3 separate regions of the Mus musculus genome follow, and all the other regions are linked to region 1. Evidence: chromatin loops called from intact Hi-C (ENCODE). Cell type or tissue: heart. All regions are shown on one strand.

Region 1 (8,000 bases):
ATGCCTCTAAGGCTATCACTATGCACCATTACAACGTCACTAACTTTATTAAAACAATAAAGACTACTAATTGCTAGGACCCAATGAAGTTTTTTAAGGATTTGCTGTCAGGAGGGTTGGAAACAATTATCATAGGTAAGAGGAAAAGCAAAATCAATCAACTTATAAACACAGTATATTAACAAAAGATCAAATGGTATATTTCAAAAAAACTCTATGATCAACATGAATGCATTTCACAAAAGTTTCCAAATGCATTAAACAATCATGACATGATTATAGGAAACAGATAGATGGTGATGCAGATAAGCTTCAATATCCACCATTTAGAAAGACAACAATGAACAGCACTGAAAACCAGTATTGAGTAGCACAGCTCTGGAAAACCATCCACACAACAGGAGAAGAACAATCTTCTCAAACCTCATGCAGAAGTCTCAAGTGTGGTCATGTCAGAACAAGTCAGAAAGGCCAGGTGGTGCAAGCCTTTTACCCCAGCACTGGAGAGGCTGCGGCAGTGGATGTCTCAGTTCAAGCATTGGTTTATTTTCTGAGTTTCAGAACTTCCAGGACTACCTAGATAAAGTGTTTCAAAAACAAAACAAAACAAAAAATAACAACAAATAAAAAATTCATCTACTGAAGACTGCAGAGTAGAAATGTCTTCTCCACACCTAACCCTCAAGAGACGTGAGGCCTCAGGGAGTGGGTAGGTCAAGTGGGGTGGGGATGACAGGTGGGGATGTCCTCTTGGAGACAGGGAGAGGGGGATGGCGACAGGAGTATGAAAAACAAAGAATAATAATCATAAAAGTAATTGAAAACATTTTTCTTTAAAAAATCTGGAATGTTGACATCAGTAGAAGACACAGGAACACATAAAAGACTTGTAATCTGAGGTACTGTTAGCATGTTCTCAGTCAAACGTGAAGAAATGTAAAATACCAAAATCACAGAGACATTTTTAAATATAGACAAATCATTCCAAAAATTTATAAAATGAGAAACCACAAAAAATTTTAAATATATGAGAGAAGTATCAAACCCAAGGGTGATTTCAAAGTATATTAAAATTATAGCAATGCAAATCTTGCAAAACCAACAAGAAGACAGACTACAGCAGGTATCAGTGGGAAGGTAATATAGACAGAGTTTAATACTATGCAAAGTTTCTAAACAAATCTTATCAAAATCTTGCTGGCATTATTTTAGGGAACTGAGAAATTAACCATAAAAGATAGAACAACTGAAAGGAACTACACAATGCTCCAAAACTCCATGAGCAGAAAAAAAAACTAACAGGCATCAAGTGTTCTGACTAAACAATACATTAAAATTGTAACAAAGAAAATATTTAATACTGGTAAAAAGATATGATTAGGGATGTGAATGGGAGGGGGACAATATCCCTCACATACAAACCAATTAAATTACATGTGCCTCTGTGAATTAATTCTTCCATAAAAGGTCTTCTAAAAATTACAGTGGGAATATTCTGATGTTATTCTCACTGCAATTATCTAGAAATATTTAGAATGAAATAGAATCTGGCAAAACAAATCTCATGTCCTCTTTGTACTGGGACTTGAGCCCCTCCCCATCCCTTCTTCATTCTCTCTAACATACCTGGATCCTTTGCTAGTTTCCTCTCTTCACCATCCAGGGTTCTCAGTTTCACAGGTGAGCTGAACTACCTGATGAGTGTGATACCTGCACAAGGGAAAGAGTCTTCAGAAAGCACCCAGAACTTTTCATGGAACAAAAATAAAGGATGCCTAAAAAAGGATAAACATGAAGGAGAGAGAAAATATCAGAAATAAAAATGTCTCTTTTCCTCTAAGCATGTAGGCTCAGACACATGAACAGTCATTCTCCCTTGAACTCTGAGGAAGAGCTAGGGAGACTTCAGGAAAACTATTGTCATTAACAGAAACCAGACTGCTGCACTGTCCAAAAGAGATCTCTGCCAAAAGCCCTGTCTGCAGGGTCTAGGAATTCCCATTTCTCCTACTAGAAGTCCACAGACACAGCACTGAATGATAACAAACCCTAAAGTAAAAAACAACAGCTTGGCCACCTATGTGAGGGCAAAGTGCTTTCCTTCAACCAAAGAGACAATTTTCTGATACAGGGAAGTGATCATAATTATTCAAAAGATGTTTTCTAAAACTTTATTTTAATCTATAGTCTGGTTTAAGAGACTGCAATATTGGGCTTGCCTGGACCCAAGGAGTAACATAAGAACTCAGCATATGAAGACATATTTCTGAATGTTTTACTTACATCCTAAACTGCATACAATTCTGATTAAAAAGTTCATGGCCACTAAAAAGTCTGCTTAGTAAATATTAGTGTTTACACCCATAACAGTAGGGCTCGATAAACTATATTTTTGGTTCAATAAATGGGCACTGTTTCCTCATATAATATTATATGCAAAGCTCTCTGTGGATGCCTATTAACCGGGCCAAAGGCATTCTCTTGAACAAGCAATTAGTAAAACAAGGCAAGAAAGCAAGAACAAATTTACTTTCCACTATCTTTGTAATTGTCATATTAGGAAATAGATAATGCAACCGCTCTATAACAAGTTTTTTTTTCTTCGTGTTTTTATTGGTTTTTTTTTTTTTTTTTTTTTTTTTTTTTTTTTTACATTTCAAATATTATCCCCTTTCCAAGTTTCTCCTCCACAAACCCACTATCCCCCTGCCTCTATGAGTGTGCTCCCCCACCTACCCACTCACTTCTACCTCAGCGCCCTAGCATTCCCCTACCCTGGGTCATTGAGCCTCTACAGGACCAAGGGGCTCCCCCTCCCAGTGATGACCAATAAGGCCATTTCCTGCTAAGTGTGCAGCTGGAGCCATGGGTCCCTGCATGTCTACTCTTTGGTTGGTGGTTTAGTCCCAGGGAGCTTAGGTTGGGGCGGGGAGGGTGTTCTGGTTTACCAGTGATTTTATGACTGAATATTCCAGTAATTGTAAAATACATTTTTAAAGAATCACGATAAATCCCAGGTCACAGGATCTGAAACTTCCGGTCAGTGGTAAGAAACCAATGACAGAACTGTGAGAGCGGCGTCCTTAAGAGCAGCTGAGGAAAACACCCCGCTGCTCCGCTCCCTCCCGTTTCCCAGCCCCGCAGCGCCTCTAACCTGGGACCTTTCGGGGCCGCCGGGCTGCTGTGCCAACAGTTGCACTGCCGACTGCCGCCTCCCCAGGCCCTCCGCCACGGAAATGCTTCTGAGGAGACTTTTCCGGGTCCAGAGACAGCTAGGACGCAGAAACCGAAAGGTAGAAAGTTGATTGGTGGAAGTTCCTGTCACTCCGGCCTGGATCTTAGGAGCTGTTCTCCTAGACCCGCCCAATAAACCATACTTAGGGTCACGTGGTTCCCCCAAACACTTTGTGAGCAAGCGCTTTCTCAACCTTAATTTTTAATACTTTTTTTCCTGTCTGGTCAATGTCCTGGTCTTGCCTTTATCCCTGCCCCGGGGATTCCATTCCCTCCCACTCAGTCATTGGCTTCCTGCCTCACAGCTCCACCTGTGGACCTGCTCTGCACAACCTCCCTGCTGCTTGCTGACAGACTAGGAAAAACTGGTTCTGTATGATGCTGCACTCTGACATCTGAGAGGTAGTTCTGAAACCCTCAGATAATAAATAGGCAGCCCAACTTCTTAGCTTGGGACGCTAGCCTCCTCGGCTACAATCGCACAGCAAAATATAACCTAGGCGTTAAATTCCTTTTCTTTTTTTTTTTAAAGTATAGAATAGAGTTTATTTAGGGCATGCGGATGGGAGTTAAGAGAGTAGTAGAGGCAGAGAAAGACAGAAGGAGAGAGTAGGTAAGTGGAGGCTGGCCATGCCCTCCTGGAAAGAGGGTGGAAAGGAATGGAGGGCAGGGAGAGGCACTAGGGAGGTAGAGGCAAGGGAGACAAGAGTTTAAGAGATAAATTCCAATTTCTTATGTTGCACCCCAACACACAATACTAAAAATGACTCACAAAGTTTGGCTTCCTTCCAAACCATGTATCAAAGCATACATGAAGTATAAGAGGGACCACTGAGATGAAAATGTGGATAAAGACAGATGGGACAGAGAATGATGGGAGGGTGCTCTGCAAGCTCTCTGGGGAGCTCCAGGGACAAAGGTCACTCTGTAGAAACAAAAGCTGTATAACAGGGTAGTGGAAAGCACTGATAAAGTTAAACTCCAAGATATTTGTCATGGCCACAATAGCAAAGAAAATAGATAATGCAAATAGTTTGCACAAATATTTTCCTATAAATTGTCTGACAATCATAACATGAATGAAAACACCAGCGTCAGCCCCAGTTCCTGTAAGCAAAAATACAGTGATAGTACAACAGAATTTTGATAGCCAGGAAAAATAAAATGCCTTCTGATCTGAGTTTATACTACTTAAAATTCCATGCAGATGGGATTCATGGATTCGGGATCAGAATGGTAAGGAAAATGGACATGGTAATACTTGAATTCTCACGGGAAAGGGCATTCATTTTATCACTCTGGTCTGTAGCTCAGAATCTGGTACTTGGGTAAGGAATGCATTGAATATATAGATTTCTGTTGGTAGGATGGCCAATTTTACTATGTGAAGCCTCCTCATCCACAAGCATGGGAGATCTTTCCACAGTCTAGTATATTCTTTAATTTCTGTCTTCAAAAACTTGAACCTTTTATCATAGAAGTCTTACAATTGTTTGCAATGTGTTGTGGAAAACATATAATCTCAACTGTTGTTTCTACCCAGGTTTTGATCATTCACTTCCAAGGTAAAAGACATACACAATCTTCATAATATGCCTTTATCAGTGCTAGAACTAGGAATGTATATATCATCTGTGCTATTACTGTGTCTATTTCCCAACTATTAATCCCACTATATTTTGCCATGTTTCATCAGGGCTGCTTTGAACTCCAATTGGCCAGTCAACATGGCCATTGTTCTAAGACTCTTAGCCCATGGTGGCTTCCTCTACTTCCACCTTCTTTCTCCCCAGGGTTCTTCTCTGACACACCTCCCCACCAAGTCTCTTTCTCTTCTGCCCATCTCTTAGCTGTAGGCATCTTTATTCACCAATCAGTGATCACTTTGGGGGCAAGGATGAAGTGTATCACTTGAGTACCTGCAGAATCTCTGATCCCTAGGAGGCAACCAGGCCTTGGGCCACTATTTAGCATTACAATATGAGCAAAACACAGAGCCTCAACAGCATAGAGTTAACATCAACATACTTTATATATTTTTGAGGCTACTGTGAAAGGTGTTGTTTTCCTGATTTTTTTCTTTATTCAGTTTGTCATTTGTATAATGGAAGGCTATTGATTTTTGTGCATTAATTTTGTATTTAACTACTTTGAGGAAGGTGTTTATGAGTTATAGGAGTTTCTTGGTGGAAATTCTTGGGTCACTTATGTATACTATCATATCAATTATAAATAGGGTATTTTTAATTCTTTCTTTGCCATCCAAATTGTGTCTTATTAATCTCCTTCAGCTGTCATACTGCTCTAGCTAAGACTTCAAGTACTATGTTAAATAGAGATTTTACTGGAATTGTTTGAGTTTCTTTTCATTTAATTTGATCTTGGTTCTAAGGTTGGTGTAATCTGCCTTTATTATGTTCAGTTAAGTCTCCTGAATCTTTTATATTTACAGGACATTTATGGAGAAGGGGTGTTCTATTTTGGCAAAGGCCATTTCTGCATGTTAAGAGATGAACATGCCTTTTTTTCTTCGGTTCTTTTTTCAGTATGGTGGACTATTTTTATTGATTCTTGTATTTTAAACTATCCCTTCATCTCTCAGACACAGTCAGCTTGACTGTGTTTAGTGATACTTTTTATTTATTCTTGTCAGTATATTATGAGTATTTTTGCATGTATATTTATAAGGTTCTGGAATTCTCTTTAGCACTTTTTGTGGATTGGTATCTGCATAACTGAAGCCTCATAAAATAAATTGTGGGATGTTCCTTCTGTTTATGTCTGGTGGAATAATTTGACGAATATTAATTTTAGAAATCATTTGAAAGATGCAGAATTCTGTGCAAACATCATTGGCCCTGAATTTTCATGGTTGGAAAACTTTATTTTATTTTATTTTTTATTAGGTATTTATTTCATTTACACTTCTAATGCTATCCCAAAGTCCCCTACACGCTCCCCCAACAACTCCCCCACCCACCCATTCCTATTTCTTGTCACTGGTGTTCCCCTGTACTGAGGCAGATAAAATTTGCACGACCAATGGGCCTCTCTTTCCACTGATGTCCTACTAGTCTATCTTCTGATACATGTGCAGCTAGAGACACGAGCTCTGGGGAGTACTTGGTAGTTCATATTGTTGTTCCACCTATAGTGTTACAGATCCCTTTAGCTCCTTGGTTACTTTCTCTAGCTCCTCCATTGGAGGCCCTGTGATCCATCCAATAGCTGACTATGAGTATCCACTTCTGTGTTTGCTAGTCCCCGGCATAGTCTCAAAAGAGACAGCTATATCTGGGTCCTTTCAGCAAAATCTTGCTAGTGTATGCAGTGGTGTCAGCATTTGGAAGCTGATTATTGGATAGATTCCCGGATTTGGCAGTCTCTAGATGGTCCACCCTATTATCTCAGCTCCAAACTGTGTCTCTGTAACTCCTTCCATGGTTGGAAGACTTTTAATGACTGCTTTTATTTCACTATAGGTTAAACAACTGTCATGGTAATAATCACTTGCTTCTTGTTAGTTCCTTGTTATACTGCTGTGCCAAAATACTTGCATGTAATTAAAATGGTATAAAAAGTGGAATGGAAATAATAATTTGCCTTCAGTCTCAGAATTAACTGGGGTCATGCTACAATGTAGTCTAACTGTCTTTTTTCCTTTCAATCCTCACTCCCGCACTGGAGAACCTGTTGACTGACTGAGCTGCTTGGTCAGAACAGTATAAAGTGAAAGTGACTATTGACTTAAGAAGAAAAGGCAAGTAATGAAAAGGAGATATTAGACCTTCTAGCTTTTCTCTGGCTAGTAAAGTAACTGGTCACCATACATTGTCCTGGACATCAACAGAACTGACCCCTGAGGCCATCTATATCTGTAAAGTAGGCCTGGTAGTGAAAGAGGCATCCAAACAGCCTGTCCCACATTTGCTGGTGACCCTCCCAGACATAGTCTTCCCTGAAAAATCCAACCTACTCTAAAGAAGTTGACCAGGCTACTCAACTCTTACCTAAAACCCACACAAAGGATGGATGGCAACGTACAACAGCTGAAGAAAGATTCTAGCAAAATCTTTGGATAGAACTTTGGCTCAAGCTCTCCATGCTAGCATACAATGAGAATCAATAAGTTGAAAGAATTAGTATGTACAAAGTTCTTCACTCTAGGACTAACTAGAATAAAGCCAAGGAATTTCAGGAAATTATTACTAGATGTAATTTTTATCAGATGACAAGTCCAACTCCCAAAACAACATACGCTAGAAGAGAAATGGGGAACTTTACTAGGCATCTACTGGGAAATAGACTTCTGAGGTAAATCCAGGGAAATTTGGTTACAAATATCTTTTAGTGTTTATAGATATCTTCTCAGGATGGACTGAGGCATTGCCAACCAGGAAGGAAACTGCTCAAACTGTAATTAAAAAAAAAAACTCATTGAGGATATAATTGATTTTGAACTCCTACAACCTTGGGTTCTGACAGTGGACCAGCCTTTATCACTCAGGTTAGTCAAAGTTTGACAACAACAACAACAACAACAACAAAATTGGTGGTAAATTGGAAGCTTCACTGCATATTCTACTGCCAAAGGTCAGATGAGGTAGAAAGGATGAGTTGGACCTTTAACTAAATTAATCTCAGAATCTGATAATGACTGGGTTTCTTTCCTTCCCTTCACTCTCCTCACAGTTAGCAACACTCCTAATGTAGATGGAATAACTCTTCATAAGGTAATATTTGGGAGCCCCTCTTCTATCCTCCCT
Region 2 (8,000 bases), 260 kb before region 1:
AGGCAGATTACAGCAAGCCAAGATCAAATTAAATGAAGAGAAACTCAAAGCAATTCCACTGAAATCAGCAACAAATCAGACTGTTCAATCTCTCCATATCTATTTCATAATAGTACTTGAATTCTTAGCAAGATCAAGAAAACAGCTCAAGGAGATCAAGATGGTAAACATTAGATTACAAAGAAGAAGTCAAACTCTTATTTGCAAAGGATATGATTTATACACACACACACACACACACACACACACACACATATACATATACATATATACACATACACATCCTGAAAAATTCCACCAGGAACCTTAAACAACTGAAAAAAAATTTCCCCCAAAATAGTTCAATACAAAATAAATGCACAAACACCAATAGCCTTCCTATATACAAACGGCAAATGGATTTAAAAAAAAATTAGGAAAACAATACCTTTCACAATATCCTCAAATAATATAAAATATGTTGATGGCATGCAAGTGAAAGACTTGTATATAAAAACTTCAAGTCTATGAAGAAATGAAAGAAGATTTTAGAAGATGAAAAGATCTCCCATGCTCACAGATCAAGAGGATTAAGATATTAAAAAAGGACATCCTAACAAAGGCAATCAATCTACAGATTCAAGGCATGTAACATCCAAATTCCAACATATGTCTTCACAGGTTTTTAAATAGATAACTTCAATATTATGTTAATGAGAGAAAAAAGGGAAAATTGCTAAAACAATCATTAACAATAAAAAAAATTTCTGGAGTTCTCACCTTTGCCATTTTCAAGTTTTCTTTAAAACTACAGTATAAAAACCTCAAAATATTGGGAGAAAACCAGCCACATTGATCAATGAAAATGAACTAAAGACCTAGACATAAATATACATGGCCACCTGGTTTTTGATAAAGATGCCAGAAATACAAAATGAAAAAAAAGATTTCCCATTTTCAACTAATAGTGCTGGTCAACCTGGATGTCTGTATCTAGCAGAATTCAAACGGATCCATACTTATAACCCAGCACAAAACTCAAGTGCAAGTGGATCAAGACCTCAACATAAAACCAAAGACATTGAATCTGACAAGAGAATAAAAGTGAACATACTGTCACAGAAGAAGACGTTCTTTAAAACAAAAGAAAAAAATAACATAGGTGCTAAGAAAAACAACTAATATATGGGACTTCAGGAAACTGAAAAGTTTCTATAAGGCAAAAGACACCATCATTTGGAGAAAGCAGCAGCCTACAGAGTGTAAGAAGATTTTTACCAATTCTTTTTATTTTATTTTATTCTGATGCAAGTACATGGGATTCTTTATTCAAGCTTGTGAGCTTGGGCCACAAACTTTCCTGATGCAACAGGATATGAAAAGTAACTACGAGGTCTAGGGTTTCTATATCCAATAGAGAATTAATATCCAAAATTACAAAAAGAACCTAAGAATCTAGCTGTGAAAAAAAAAAAAAACAACAACCAAATATACAATTTATAAATGGGTTGCAAATCTAAACATGGAATTCTAAATGGAGGGAACTCAAATGGCCAAAATATACTTTAAAATATTCAACACTTTTAGCCTTCAGGGAGATGCAAATCAAAACTATTTTGAGATTCCATCTTATAATCGTCAGAATAGCTAAAATCAACGTCACAAGTGAAAGCTTATGCTGATATAAATGTGGAGCAATAGAAACATCCCTCCATTGTTAGAGGGAGTGCAAAATTGTACAGCCACTAAGGAAATCAGTGTGGCAGTTTTTCAAACTGATGGGAATCAGACTACTTCAAGATCTACTCAGTCCAGGGCATATACCCAAAGGACACTTCAATCTACCCAAGGACCCTTGCTAAACCAGGCTCATTGCAGCTTTATTCACAATATTTAGAAACTAGAATCAATCTAGATGACCTTCAACAGAAGAATAAATAAAGAACATGTAGTACATTTGCACAGTAGATTATTACTCAGCTGTGAGCAGATCTAGCTGAGCAGTGGGAGGCCTGTATATAGGAAAGAAATTCTTCAGAATGCACCTGAAACTTTTCATAAAACAAAAATGAAAAATGGTTACACTTGTCCAAAGGAGACATGGAGGAAGAAAGAGAAAATATCATGCCAAAGTCTCGTTTTCTGTGAGGATTTCATTTTACTCTATGAGATGTGAGACTCATTCATACACAGTTCACACAAATGCAGAGTTGTTTTCCCAGGACCTCTTAGTAGGGGCAAGGAAGACTACAAGAAAACTATTCTGACCCACAGAATCAAGGCTGCTGCACTTCTCTAACAGGTCTGTGAAAAAAAGCCCTGACTCTAGGGTCTAGGTGTTCTCACAACTACAAGAAGTCCAAAGTCTGAGAAACTACTAACAACAAACTATGAAACAAAAATAAAAACAAAATAAAACAAAACAAAAAAAAATAGTTTGGTCACATGTGCGTGGACACAGTGCTTTTCTTGAACTAAGGAGACATTTTTCTGATGTAAGTGAGCAATCACAGTTATTCAAAAGATGCTTTCCTATTTTTAAAAACTCTATACTGACTTTTCTATCTATAAAAACATCTTCCTCTCACAGCATGCATACTGGGCTGGACTATATCACAAGAGGAATGGCTAACTTAAGTGCCTATTAACACATCAAAGTCGACATTTTTGGCTAGAAGCTTTCCTGGCTCCTGGTTTTTCTCTTGGTCCCTCCCTGACCCCCATACCTAGTTCAGTCTGGACTCTTCAAGTGGCCTCTGGTTGTTTTCTGGTTCATACTGTAAAACCCAAAAATACCGTGTAAGCACCACCTTCGCAAGAACCAGGTACCTTCTTGGAATGCTGGGAGTTTTAGTTCTTGAGAAAATTGCAAAACCTCATGCATGGGAAAGTATGGTGGCCTATAGGTTTGTCTTTATAAAGCTCTGGAGCATGTGACCAAAGTCCATCTCTTGGTTAGTATTTAACAACCCTTACTCAAATGGTGGAATTGTTTGTTTGTTTGTTTTCTCCAGCTAATCTGAGCATTATCATGACCTACAATTAACCTTCTCCTCAGCCACACCTTTGGACAGTCATCATCTCATTTTCATTCAGCCGTAAGGTGTGATGTTAATAACTAAGCATATGAAGACACATGTCTGAATGCTGTATTTACATCAAAGAGAGCATGCATCTAAGATGGAACTCTAACGGGGAGCAAAACTTTGGTCAGTAAAACTTAATGTTTACAGTCATAATTTTGGTGCTTCGTAATGTATATTTTCTGATTCACTCAAATGTGTACTGGTTCCTCATAAGACTAATATCTACAAAGCTCTCTGGGAATGCCTATTTCCCAGGCCAGAGGCCACTCTCTCCTGAGTAGGCAAATGATGGGTCAAGGGAGTTAAGAAATCTAAGTTCGAGAAGCTTTGTAACTGCTGTAACAAAGAGAACCCCGTGTGCAAACTACAGTACTGCAAATGTTCTACGACACTATTTTCGGAAACCATTCTGGTAACCATAAGATAAATGAAACAAACAAACAAACAAACAAACAAACCACGATACACCCAGTTCATAGGATCTCAAACCTCCTGACAATGATAAAAATCCACAGCAGAATTGTGAGCGCGGCGTCCTTAAGAGCAACTGCAGAAAACAAGCCCCTGCTCCGCTCCAGCCCATTTCCCAGCCCCGCAGCTCCTCTGACCTGCAAGGTTCCAGGGCCGCCGGGCTGCGGTGCCCGCGGCTGCGCGGCTGATGGCTGACTCTCCCAGGTCAGCACAGGAAACCGCATCTGAGGAGAGTTTACGGCCTTCGAAAAGAACCAGGCCAGGGTAAGTCGCCCGCAGTGGGAGTAGAGACAACTTGGCTCCAACAGGTACCTAAGGGGACGCGGTTCCCAGTCTCTGGCCACGATCTTTGGAGCGGCTCCCCTAGCCCCGCCCAGGACACCACGGTTCCGGTCACGTGACAGCGCTAACGCCTTCAGGCCCGCCGCTTTCACTTCCTTAATTACGTTGGTAGAGTCCGTCCAGCTGCGTTCTCTTCTAGGTCGCCAGCTCCAAATGTCCAGGCCAGAATGACGTGAAAAGCCACCATTCCCCTTGCTACCTGTGTAATCCATGTGTACTCGAACTGAGCGCTGGTTTTTCGGCCCCAGTTTCCTCCGGAAACCGGAAAGCTCCTCAGACGCAGTTTCCTGGCTGCGGACCTGGGAGAGTCAGCAGCGCAGCGGCGGGCACCGCAGCCCGGTGGCCCCGGAAGGTCCCAGGTCAGAGGCGCTGCGGGGCTGGGAAACGGGAGGGAGCGGAGCAGCGGGGTGTTTTACGCAGCTGCTTTTATGGATGCCGCTCTCACAGTTCTGTTATCTTACCGTTGTCGGGAAATTGAGATCCTGTGAACTGGGGGTCTATCATGATTTTTTTTTTCATTTATCCTCCAGTTATCAGAATATTCAGTTGTAAAATAACTCATTAAAAATGATAGAGCAGTTGCATTATCTGCTGTTTGCTATTGTGTCAATCACAAAGCATACGGGACGTAAATGTATTCATGTTTCTAACACCCGTGTTTTACTAATTGCTTATTCAAGAGAATACCTTTTACTTCGCTAAATAGAACTTTGTATTTATACTAACCATATGAAGAACCAGTACAGATTCTTTTTTTTTTTGAACGAGAAAATATACTTTATGTTATGCTATGGTTGTGATTGTAAACATTAATATTTACTAAGTAGACTTTAGTGTTGTATGCAGTTTCGGATGTAAATAAAGCATTCAGAAGTGCGTCTTCATATGCTGAGTTCTTATGGTACACCTTAGGGCCAGGCAAGCTCACTATTGCTATGTGAGTGTATCAGACCACTCTATTGTTATGATTAGAAAACCCAGTATAGATTAAAGTTTTAGAAAGCATCTTTTGTACAACTACGATCACTCTCCTGTATCAGAAAAAAGATCTCTGTGGTTGAAGAAAAGCGCTCTGCACCTACATATGTGGCCAAGCTTTTTTTTTTTTTTTTTTTTTTTTTTTTTTTTTTATTGTAGGGTTTGTTATCATCAAGTCCTGTGGTTGTGGACATCCTGTAGGAGTGGGAATGCTTAGACTCTGCTGACAGGGATTTTTGCAGAGATCTCCCTTTGGACAAGTGTAGCAGTCTGGTTTCTATGGGAGACAATAGTTTTCTTGCAGTCTCTCCAGCTTTCTTTTCAGGATTCCTGGGAGAATGACTCTCTTTGTGTCTGAGCTATGTGTGAATGAGACTCACATCTCACATAGTTAAATGAAATCTTTAGATTAAAAGGGACATTTTTATTTCTGATATTTACTCTTTCCTTCACAGTTTCCTTTTTGGAGGCATCATTCATGAATGTATTTATGTATTTATTTATTTACTTTCAACACAGCAAAAGCTTTATTTGTACAATCTTTACTGGACAATTTGGGGCTGTGTTACTGAGTAAACACCTGTCGTCTCAGGCCTGTTACTAAAATGGTAATAGATACAAATCAGACTTACTGGTGACAGTCCTTTTGGTCCTGTCTTATTTATAACAGTTTCTATAGCACTGCAGCCTTCAGTGGTACTGTACCACTCTGGAAAAGATACCTTCAGGCTCCTTTCCATCCCCCAAAGCTGCAGCAAATCCTTCCTGCTGCCTCCTCTTAGCCAAAGCAGCCAAAGATTTAAGCGTCTATGGTTCGTAGATGGCCAGGTCCACAGGTACTTTCCGGTTGAGCTCCACCTGGCACTTCATTAAGTTGACAGTGAATTCGGGGTACTGTAAGCCATGCTCCTGGGAGGCAGCTGTAATTGGATTAATCCAGAGGGTCCTCAAAGTTCTGCTTCTTAAGTCTGTGGGACTTCGTACACGAAGGCTCTGGTCACCGCCCTGACTGCCAGCAGGTAGCAGTGATTCTTCCTTCCCCTAAAATCTTAAAATGTAGAGCATGTTTCAGCACCTCCTATACCTGCCAATAGCGACCAGTGAGGCGGTTCCGCAGCCACAGCCACGTCATAAGGAATACCATGATGGGCTCCCGAATCCTGAGGACGCATCATTTATTTTTGTACCATGAAAAGTTCTGAATGCTTTCTTATGAATCTTTCCCATATGCAGGGGCCCCCTGCCCAGTCAGTGCTACTTACCTGTGAATCTGAGAGCCCTGGATGGTGAAGAGAGGAAAGAGTAGCAAAGGATCCTGTATGTTAGAGGGAATGAGGAACGATTGGGAGGGGCTTCAAGTCCCAGTAGAAAGGGGACATGAGATTGGTTTGGCCAGATTCTATTTCCTTCCAAATAGTTCTGGATATTTGCACCATGAATAACATCAGAATATTCCCATTGTAAGTAGTAGAAGACTATGTAAGAATTAATATACAGAGGCAAATATAATTTAATTTGGTTTTGTATGTGAAGAATGCTGTTTCTTTTCCATTCATATCTTCTTATTATAATTATGTTTGTCAGAACAATGGATGCCTCTTAGTTTTTCTTGATATTAGAGTTTTGGAGCATTTTGTATTTCCTTTAGGTTCTCTTGTCTTTTATGGTTAATTTCTCCATTTCCTAAAACAATGCCAGCTCAATTTTGATAACATTTGATTAATATTTCTGCATAATATTAAACCTATCTATATTACCTTTCCATTGATATCTGCTGTTGTCTGTCTTCTTGTCAACTGTCAATATTTTGCTATAATTTTAATATATTTTGAAATCACCCATGATTTTGATTCTTCTCTAATTTTTTAAAGTCTTAATGGTTTCACATTTCATGAATGTGCTTGGAATAATAGAAATAATTCTCTATTTATATTTCAAAATGTCTGTAGGATTTTGGTATTTCAAATCTTAAAATCATCCTTTTATATTTCTTCACATGATTAAATAAGAACATTCTAGCTGTGACTCAGTATTTGGGTCTTTTTTGGGTCTTTTATGTATACTCTGTCTTCTTTTGATGTCAACATTCAAGATTCTTAATGATAAAATTTTCTAAACTCAGGTCTTTACTAGATTTGAAGACTTTTTTGTTTTTGTTACTGCTATTTATTTATTTATTTATTTATGACGCTTTGTCTATGTAGTCCTGGCAGTTCTGTGACTCTGTAGATAAGGCTTCCATTGTACTTAGAGATCTCCCTTCCCCAGCCTCTCAAGAGCTGGGATAAAAGATTTGAACCACCTGGCCTTCCTGACTTGTTCTGACGTGGACACAGGGGACAATGCTGCATGAAATTTAAGAAGATTGTGTGTCTTCTGCTGTTGTCTGGGTGGTTTTCTAGAGGCCTGCTACTCATTACTGGTTTTTTTATTTTGTGTGCTGTAAAATGTAAGAGAAGGATCAAAATCAGTGGTAGACATTGAGGCTTACCTGTATCACTGTATATTTGTTTCATACAGTTCTGTCATTGCTTGTTTTATATATTTGGAAACTTTTGTGAAATGCATTCCTGTTGATCATATAGTTTTCTGGAAATGTACCATTTGATCATTTGTTAATATTCTTTCTTTTGTAAGTTGATAGATTCTGCTTTTTCTCTTACCTGCCATAATTGTTTTCAATCTTCCTTATAAATTTCCTTGAGTCTTAGCAATTTTTAACTTTTTTAAATTTCTGCAAAAATTTATTTGACCAAAATGTAGAAAAAGTGATACTATTACGTATGATACAATAGCAAGAACGTAAAGAACAGAGTAGATTTTATCAATTGCACAGTTTACTCAAAGTTCATCTCCCTGGTAGTGTTATACTTAATAAATAGGAGTGAGGGGCAGGGGTTCAGATAAGCTAGAAGCAGGGTGACTTTCAGTCAGGACTGTAAACTTGAGTTGGCCCTGCACTGCTGGGGAATGTGGAATGTTTCAATGTGAGGTGTTAACTGAGAAAGGAAAACTACAAAGCCAAAAAAAAAAAAAAAAATGTGCAGCCTACAGAGCACTCCACATCCAGTTCAATCAGGAGGTCTTGGTCTTTTATGAGTGTCATTCCTGAAGGAATTCAAGTCTTGGCAAAGTCAAGCTTCC
Region 3 (8,000 bases), 130 kb after region 1:
CCTTGCCAGCTATGAGTAGGCTCACTTATACACACTCTAGGCCTGGGACCATTTAGGCCCCTTGTCCATAGGGCCTGGAGAGGCTGGTTCACTAATGTTCCTAAAACAAAATTCAACTGAGATTCTCCTGGATACTATTCTGAGGGTGCTAGCCAGTTTGACAGAAAAATAACAGATGCTAGAGCCAAAGCGATGCTCCTAAAAAGGCTTATCTAGGAAAAAGTTAAGCACAAACAAACATATGTAAAGAAAAATCACAGACCAGCTGCCATTTTACAGATACGAGTACTGTTTCTTAAGTTATACTGAAATGGTAGGAAAGCTGAGTTCACACCAAGAGTATAAGAGTTTCAACATTTACAACTAATTGATGTCAGAGACCCAAGATGTAGATGCAGTGGGAGAAGAAAAATGACTATGTCAATAGATACATGAAAGCCTTGTGGTAAAATATGACATATATTCAGTACAACAGCTCCAAAGAATGTGAGGACAGAAGGAACATACCTCAGAATAATAAAGACAAAGTTAAAACAAAAAGTACAAAAAAAAGGAAACTGTAATTATTCTACTCTAATCAGGAATAACTTAACACACTACATCAACTAGTCCATAATTCAAGAAAAAAAAAGTCAACAAAAAGGAATATCGCAGACACTATTGCACATGCCAGCAAGATTTTGCTGAAAGGACCCTGATATAGCTGTCTCATGTGAGGCTATGCCTGGCAAATACAAAAGTGGTTGCTCACATTCATCTACAGGATGGAACACAGGGCCCCTAATGAAGGAGCTAGAGAAAGTATCCAAGGAACTGAAGGGGTCTGCAACCCTACAGGTGGAACAAATATATGAACTAACCAGTACCCCCAGAGCTCGTGTCTCTAGCTGCATATGTAGCAGAAGATGGTCTAGTCGGCCATCAATGGGAGGAGAGGCCCCTTGGTCTTGCTAACTTTACATGCCCCAGTACAGGGGAACACCAGGGCCAAGAAGTGTGAGTGGGTGGGTAGAGGAGCAGGGCGGGCCGGTGGGGGGGAGGGTATAGGGGACTTTTGGGATAGCATTTGAAATATAAATGAAGAAAATATCTAATAAAAAATTGAGGGAAAAAAAGGAAGATCAATGGGCCTTACAAGGGATTTCAATTTGCTACATGTTCTAATGTCTTGGTTCATACTCATAGCCAGGTTCTGCTTTTAGTCTGGATTAAAGACTCTTTATTTTCAATGGGCAACAGTCATTTCAGAGTCTCAAAACTAACCAAATACTGAGAATAGCCAACTGCTTCCTGTGCAGCCTATAACTGGAAATCTACCTTAAAATATACAATATTATTCACAGTGAAACTGTCTAGACTCCTTAATTAAAGAGACACTGACAAATGCAATTTCATGTCTTATACTCTTTCTACTATCACCTGACACCCACACCATACCTTGCTCAATCCCTCAAACATACCTGGATCCTTGGCTACAGTCTCCTCTGTCTTCATCACCCAGGGCTCTTAGTTCTCATTCACAGGTGAGCAGAACTGGCTGAGCAGTGGGAGACCTGCATGTGGGAAAGAGATTCTTCAGAAAGCACCGGGAACGTTTCATGGAACAAAACTGATAGATGCTCACACCTGCCAAAAGGATAGACATAAAGGAAAGAGAAAATATGACAAAATTCTCTTTATTTTAAGGATTTCCTTTAAACTATGAGATGTGGGGCCCATTTCCATACACAGTTCACACTCAGAGTTGTTTTTCCCTTAACTCTGAAGAGGAGCAAGGGAGACTGCAAGAAAATTATTCTGACCTACATACAACATTCATACTGTTGCACTCCTCCTAAGTGAGGTCTCTGAACAAAATCCTGAGTGCAGGGTCTAGGCATTTCTACTTCTGCAAGAAGTCCACAGTCAACCAATCATGAAATGAAAACAAATCAGTTAAGCCACATGTGCATGGACACAGTGCTTTTTTTCTAATGTAAATGAGCAATCATAATTATTCAAAAAGGGCTAATTTTGTGTTAATTAATATTGAGTTTTCTAGCTAAAAAAATAGATTAGCAAGATCTAATTCACTTACCGCATGCATACCAGGCTGGCCAAGACCTTATTAGGTCTCAAAGAAACTCCGGATAAACTGCTAACTCAGGTGCCCATTAACATAACTAATAGGAAGGAAAGAGAAAATATAACATATTTGTGAAATCAGCTAAATCTACCTAGATTAGAATATATTAAAAGCAAATTTATTGGGAAGCTGGTCTTGGTTTAGTTCACTGGTCCCAGTGATTAATGCTGGGAGAGTTGCCATAGGAGGCGAGGGGGGGAAGGGCATGCGAAAAATAACAGGCTTCTAGAAATAAGAAAAGGAGAAGGAGGAATAGAAGAAAGAGGAGAAAGAGAAGGAGGAGGAGGAGTGTTGTGGGAAATATTAAAAAACAAACTGGCATGTTTCGGCACTTGTGTCTCTGCCCAGGTGGCCTGGCCTGCCATGCACTGGCGTGCAATGGTCAACCTGTTTTTAGCTCTTGGAGACTCTGATTCCAAGCTCCACAATCTTGCAACCCAGCTCTCTAGGTTCCCACTGGCAGGTTGTTACCACAGCAACCCTGTGCTTTAAGTCCCCCACATCGTTTGTGGTACACATCTGGCAAACCCTCGCTTTGCTGCTGTACCTTTCTTTCTTGAACCCATGCAAGCCACTATGTGAAGGATAATGCAACACAAACTTAATTCAGAAACAATAGTAACTCAATCTCTGGGCACAACCCTGAAAACCTAATCTTGTAAGCCTTGTACTCTTATTCTTCTAGTGGTTGATCCTTGTGGATCTGCCATGATACTGGGACACTCAAGCAGCTACATCTTACCCATATGCTGTCTTGGTTCCAAAAGGACCCGACTCTCTCTTGTTTACTCTCTTCCTATGTCCAACCTGAAAGTCCCATGTACTCACCCAGTGATTGGCTCCTATATTCATTAGGGGACTGGTTCACAAGAACAGGCCCATCCACAGTAGAGGAGGAAGAGGAAGAAGAAGAGGAGGAAGAGAGATAGAGACCAAAACGTTTGGATTATATAGGGAGGCACCTCTAGTGGAAGGGCAACCAGGACCCTGGGCTGAAAAGTTAGGATTGAGGGCAGGGCCTCTCAGGTTGGTAGAACCCTGAGGTCAGGTCTGCTTTGATATTTAAAATATGCACCTCAGTCCATTGTCCTGGCATCCAAAACCAAACAGTATCAAAGGAGACAACTTTGGCTAGGTGCTTTCTTGGCTCCCGCTTCTTCTCTTGCCCCCTATTCTCTCTTCCCTTCTCTTCCTTTGTCCAACTCCACCTCTCTCTTTCCAATCACATCCTGGTTAAGTCTGGACCCTTACTTTCTGAGTCAGTCAAGTCTGCCCTGGTTCCTCTTTTTACTTCTACCTACAAAGCCCTCTGAGGATGCCTATTTCCCAGGCCATAAGCCACTCTCTCCTGAGTAGGCAAATGATGGGTCAAGGGAGTTAAGAAATCTAAGTTCGAGAAGCTTTGTAACTGCTGTTACAAAGAGAACCCCGTGTGCAAACTACAGTACTGCAAATGTTCTACGACACTATTTTCGGAAATCATTCTGGTAACCATAAGATAAATGAAAACAAACAAACAAACAAACAAAGCACGATACACCCAGTTCATAGGATCTCAAACCTCCTGACAATGATAAAAATCCACAGCATAATTGTGAGCGCGGCGTCCTTAAGAGCAACTGCAGAAAACAAGCCCCTGCTCCGCTCCAGCCCATTTCCCAGCCCCGCAGCTCCTCTGACCTGGAAGGTTCCAGGGCCGCCGGGCTGCGGTGCCCCCGGCTGCGCGGCTGATGGCTGACTCTCCCAGGTCAGCACAGGAAACCGCATCTGAGGAGAGTTACGGCCTTCGAAAAGAACCAGGCCAGGGTAAGTCGCCCGCAGTGGGAGTAGAGACAACTTGGCTCCAACAGGTACCTAAGGGGACGCGGTTCCCAGTCTCTGGCCACGATCTTTGGAGCGGCTCCCCTAGCCCCGCCCAGGACACCACGGTTCCGGTCACGTGACAGCGCTAACGCCTTCAGGCCCGCCGCTTTCACTTCCTTAATTACGTTGGTAGAGTCCGTCCAGCTGCGTTCTCTTCTAGGTCGCCAGCTCCAAATGTCCAGGCCAGAATGACGTGAAAAGCCACCACTCCCCTTGCTACCTGTGTAATCCATGTGTACTCGAACTGAGCGCTGGTTTTTCGGCCCCAGTTTCCTTCGGAAACCGGAAAGCTCCTCAGACTCTGTTTTGTGGCTGCGGACCTGGGAGAGTCAGCAGCGCAGCCCTGGAAGGTCCCAGGTCAGAGGCGCTGCGGGGCTGGGAAACGGGAGGGAGCGGAGCGGGGAGGTGGGGGGGGGGGGGGGGCTTCCGCAGCTGTTTTTATGGACGCCGCTCTCACAGTTCTGATGTGGATCTCTTACAGTTGTCAGGAAGTTGAGATCTTATGAACAGTTGGTCTATCATGGTTTTTTTTCATTTATCCTCCAGTTAACAGAATATTCAGTCGTAAAATAACTCATTAAAAATGATAGACCAGTTGTATTATCTGCTGTTTGCTATTGTGTCAATCACAAAGCTTACGGAATGTAAATTTATTCATATTTTCTAACTCCTGTGTTTTACTAATTGCTTATTCAAGAGGATACGTTTTACCCTGCTATGTAGAACTTTGTGTATATAGTAATCATATGAAGAACCAGTGCACACTTTTTTGAACGAGAAAATATACTTTGTGTTATGCTACGGCTATGATTGTAAACATTACTATTTACTAAGCATACTTTTTATTGCCCATGAATTATTCGTCTGAGTTGTATGCAGTTTAGGATGTAAGTAAAGCATTCAGAAATGCGTCTTCATATGCTGATTTATTTTTTAAATTGCCTAATTTTTACTAGATATTTTCTTTATGTATATTTCACATGTTATCCCTTTTCCTGGTTTCTCCTCCGAATACACCGCCTCACCCCCTGCTCCCCAACCCACCCACTCCCACTTCCTGGCCCTGGCATTCCCCTACACAGGGGCATAGAACCTTCATAGGACCAAGGGCCTCATCTCCCATTGATGACCAACTAGGCCATCCTCTGCTACATATGCAGCTGGAACCTTGAGTCTCACCATGTGTATGTTCTCTTTGGTTGGTGGTTTAGTCTCTGGGAGCTCTCGGGATACTGGTTAGTTCATATTGTTTCTCCTATGGGGCTGCAAGCTCTTTCAGCTCCTTGGGTCCTTTCGGTAGCTCCTCCATTGGGGACCCTGTGCTCAGTCCAGGGGTTGACTTCGAGGATCTACCTGTATATTTGTCAGGCACTGGCACAGCCTCTCAGGAGACAGCTCTAACAGGCTTCTGTCAGCAAGCACTTGATGGCATCCACAATAGTGTCTACGTTTGATGACTGTATATGGGATGGATCCCCAGGTGGGACAGTCTCTGGATGGTCATACCTTCAGTCTCTGCTCCACACTTTATCTCTGTAACTCCTTCTATGAGTATTTTGTTCCCCTTTCAAAGAAGGACTAAAGTATCCACACTTAGGTCTTCCTTATTCTTGAATTTCATGTGGTTTGTGAACTGTATCTTGGGTATTCTGAGCTTCTAGACTAATATCCACCTATCAGTGAGTGCATACCATGTGTATTCTTTTGTGACTGGGTTACCTTATTCAGGAAGATATTTTCTAGTTCTATCCATTTGCCTACAAATTTCATGGTCATTGTTCTTAATAGCTGCGTAGTACTCCATTGTGTAAACGTACCACATTTTCTGTATCCATTCCTCTGTTGAGAGACATCTGGGTTCTTTCCAGCTTCTGGCTATTATAAGTAAGGCTCCTATGCTGATTTCTTATGGTACATCTTAGGTCCAAGCAAGTTCAGTATTGCTATGTGAGTGTATTAGACAACACTATGTAAAGTTTTAGAAGCATCTTTTGTACAATTGTGATCACTCTCCTGTATCAGAAAAAAAGTCTCTGTGCTTGAAGAAAAGCACTCTGCACCTACATATGTGGCCAAGCTGCTGGGGTTTTTTTGTTTTGTTTTGTTTTTCTTTTTATTGTAGGGTTTGTTAACATTCAGTGCTGTGACTAGACTTCTTGTAGGAGGAGTAGGAATGCCTAGACCCTGCTGACAGGGCTTTTTGTAAAAATCTACCTTTGGACAAGTGTAGCAGTCTGATTTCTGTGGGTGACAATAGTTTTCTTGCAGTCTCCCCATCTCCTCCCAGGATTCCTGGGAGAATGACTCTGCTTGTGTCTGAGCTGGGTGTGAATGAGACTCACAGAGTTAAATGAAATTGTTGGATGAAAAGGGACATTTTTTTTTTTTTTTTTTTTGGTTTTTCAAGACAGGGTTTCTCTGTATAGCCCTGGCTGTCCTGGAACTCACTTTGTAGACCAGGCTGGCCTCGAACTCAGAAATCCACCTGCCTCTGCCTCCCGAGTGCTGGGATTAAAGGTGTGCGCCATCATGCCCGGCAGAAAAGGGACATTTTTATTTATGATATTTTCTCTGCCTCAGCCTTGAGGCAGGCTGATCCAGAATTTGACCTTGCTGCCACTAAGAAGGAGATTACCTAGGGTGGATCCTTCTGAACTAGATGGCTCTATTGTTCTGTCACCTGCCACTGCTCTCCTCCAAGACACTGACTGCTACCTGCTGAGAGGCCCCTGAGATATTCTGGGAGGAACATCCTATCCTGCACTTCGCCTGCAGGCTGGCTCCAGGCACCAAGAGTGGACAGGGGTGGGGATGGGCCTTTCCTCTTATAAGCATGGTCTCTTAGTAAACTTGCGGGCCTTGAACAGAATCGTGTCTTGGTCTCCATTAATCTCTCTTGCCATCTAAGTCTTTTTCAGCCCCAGCCTGCCTCCCAGATGTGCCTGGTTCTTGTAGGCCTAGGGCCGGCATACAACCTTTCTCCTTCACATTTATCCTTTTGGAGGCATCATTTATATTTGTTCCATGAAAAGTTCTGGGTATTTTCTGAAGACTCTTTCCCATATGCAGGTGCCCACTGCTCAGTCAGTGCTACTTACCTGTGAATCTGAGAGCCCTGGATGGTGAAGAGAGGAAAGTGTTGCAAAGGATCGTATTTGTTAGAGGGATTGAGGAAGGGATGGGGAAGGCCTCAAGTCCCAGTAGAAAGAGGACATGAGATTGGTTTGGCCAGATTCCATTTCATTCCAAATATTTCTAGATAATTGCACTGGGAGTCATATCAGAATATTCCCATTGTAGGTAGTAGAAGACTCTCTATGTGAGAATTCATACACAGAGGTAAATGTAATTTAATTTGGTTTTGTATGTGAAGGATGCTGTCCCCTCCCATTTACATCACTGATCATATCTTAATATTTTTATTATTATATTTTTAGCATTCTGTTTAGTCCGAACAGTTATTGCCTCTTAGTTTTTTCTGATATTAGAGTTTTAGAGTATTTTGTAGTTTTTTTTTTTCTCTTATCTTTTATGGTTAATCTCTCCCCTTCCTAAAATTATATTTCCTAAAATAATGCCAGCAGGATTTTGATAAGATTTGCTTAATATCTGTAAAAACTATAAAGTTATATCTATATTGCCTTCCATTTATAACCCTGTGTTCTGTCTTTATGTTAATGAAAGGACCTAGTGGGGAGACCCCCCAGTCACAAATCCTGAGATGGCACGCACCCAAAGAATCACGAGAGACTGTCTTGATGCAAACACACAAGGTGTTTAATGATGGAGCTCCGGGCGACACTATCTCCCTCAGGAGACAGAGGTGTCAACCATGAGGCTCAGAAGCTAGGGGTTTATATAGGAAAAGAGTGGTGGTAGGGGAAGAATTGGCGTGGTTACACACAATTAGACAGTTTAAACATCAGCAAACTATATGTGCAGATTGAGGGAACAGCAGAGCATCTGGTTAACATTTAACCCATGTCAGTCACAGGAGAAAAAGGGATAATTT

What was found. Peaks named below come from ENCODE experiments on the same cell type or tissue, not always from the same donor. Only the 100,000 strongest peaks of a DNase experiment are listed, where the experiment ranks them.
Region 2: a loop joins it to region 1, with 2.7 times the contacts of the local background. A loop is called at or near these places in 2 of 42 quality-filtered maps.
Region 3: a loop joins it to region 1, with 3 times the contacts of the local background. A loop is called at or near these places in 3 of 42 quality-filtered maps.

What each region holds. Positions count from the first base shown.
Region 1 is chr17:22,222,385-22,230,384 of GRCm38, forward strand. Zfp994 (zinc finger protein 994) reads right to left here and starts at 3,230. Exons shown (of 5, transcript NM_001205095.1): 1 at 3,155-3,230; 2 at 1,627-1,710. In heart, a CTCF peak has its summit at 3,519; DNase peaks (open chromatin) are centred at 2,847 and 3,297; H3K4me3 peaks cover 1,322 bases; H3K27ac peaks cover 701 bases.
Region 2 is chr17:21,958,583-21,966,582 of GRCm38, forward strand. Zfp942 (zinc finger protein 942) reads right to left here and starts at 3,882. Exons shown (of 6, transcript NM_001199048.1): 1 at 3,674-3,882. Zfp943 (zinc finger prtoein 943) reads left to right here and starts at 3,977. Exons shown (of 4, transcript NM_001025373.2): 1 at 3,977-4,237. It also overlaps the pseudogene Gm7805 and the pseudogene Gm7809. In heart, no CTCF peak of the experiment used is centred here; a DNase peak (open chromatin) is centred at 4,079; H3K4me3 peaks cover 2,344 bases; H3K27ac peaks cover 879 bases.
Region 3 is chr17:22,357,363-22,365,362 of GRCm38, forward strand. Zfp944 (zinc finger protein 944) reads right to left here and starts at 4,038. Exons shown (of 6, transcript NM_176962.4): 1 at 3,806-4,038; 2 at 2,078-2,162; 3 at 1,461-1,626. Zfp758 (zinc finger protein 758) reads left to right here and starts at 4,091. Exons shown (of 3, transcript NM_001347330.1): 1 at 4,091-4,345. The coding sequence starts at 4,220. In heart, no CTCF peak of the experiment used is centred here; a DNase peak (open chromatin) is centred at 4,199; H3K4me3 peaks cover 2,548 bases; H3K27ac peaks cover 724 bases.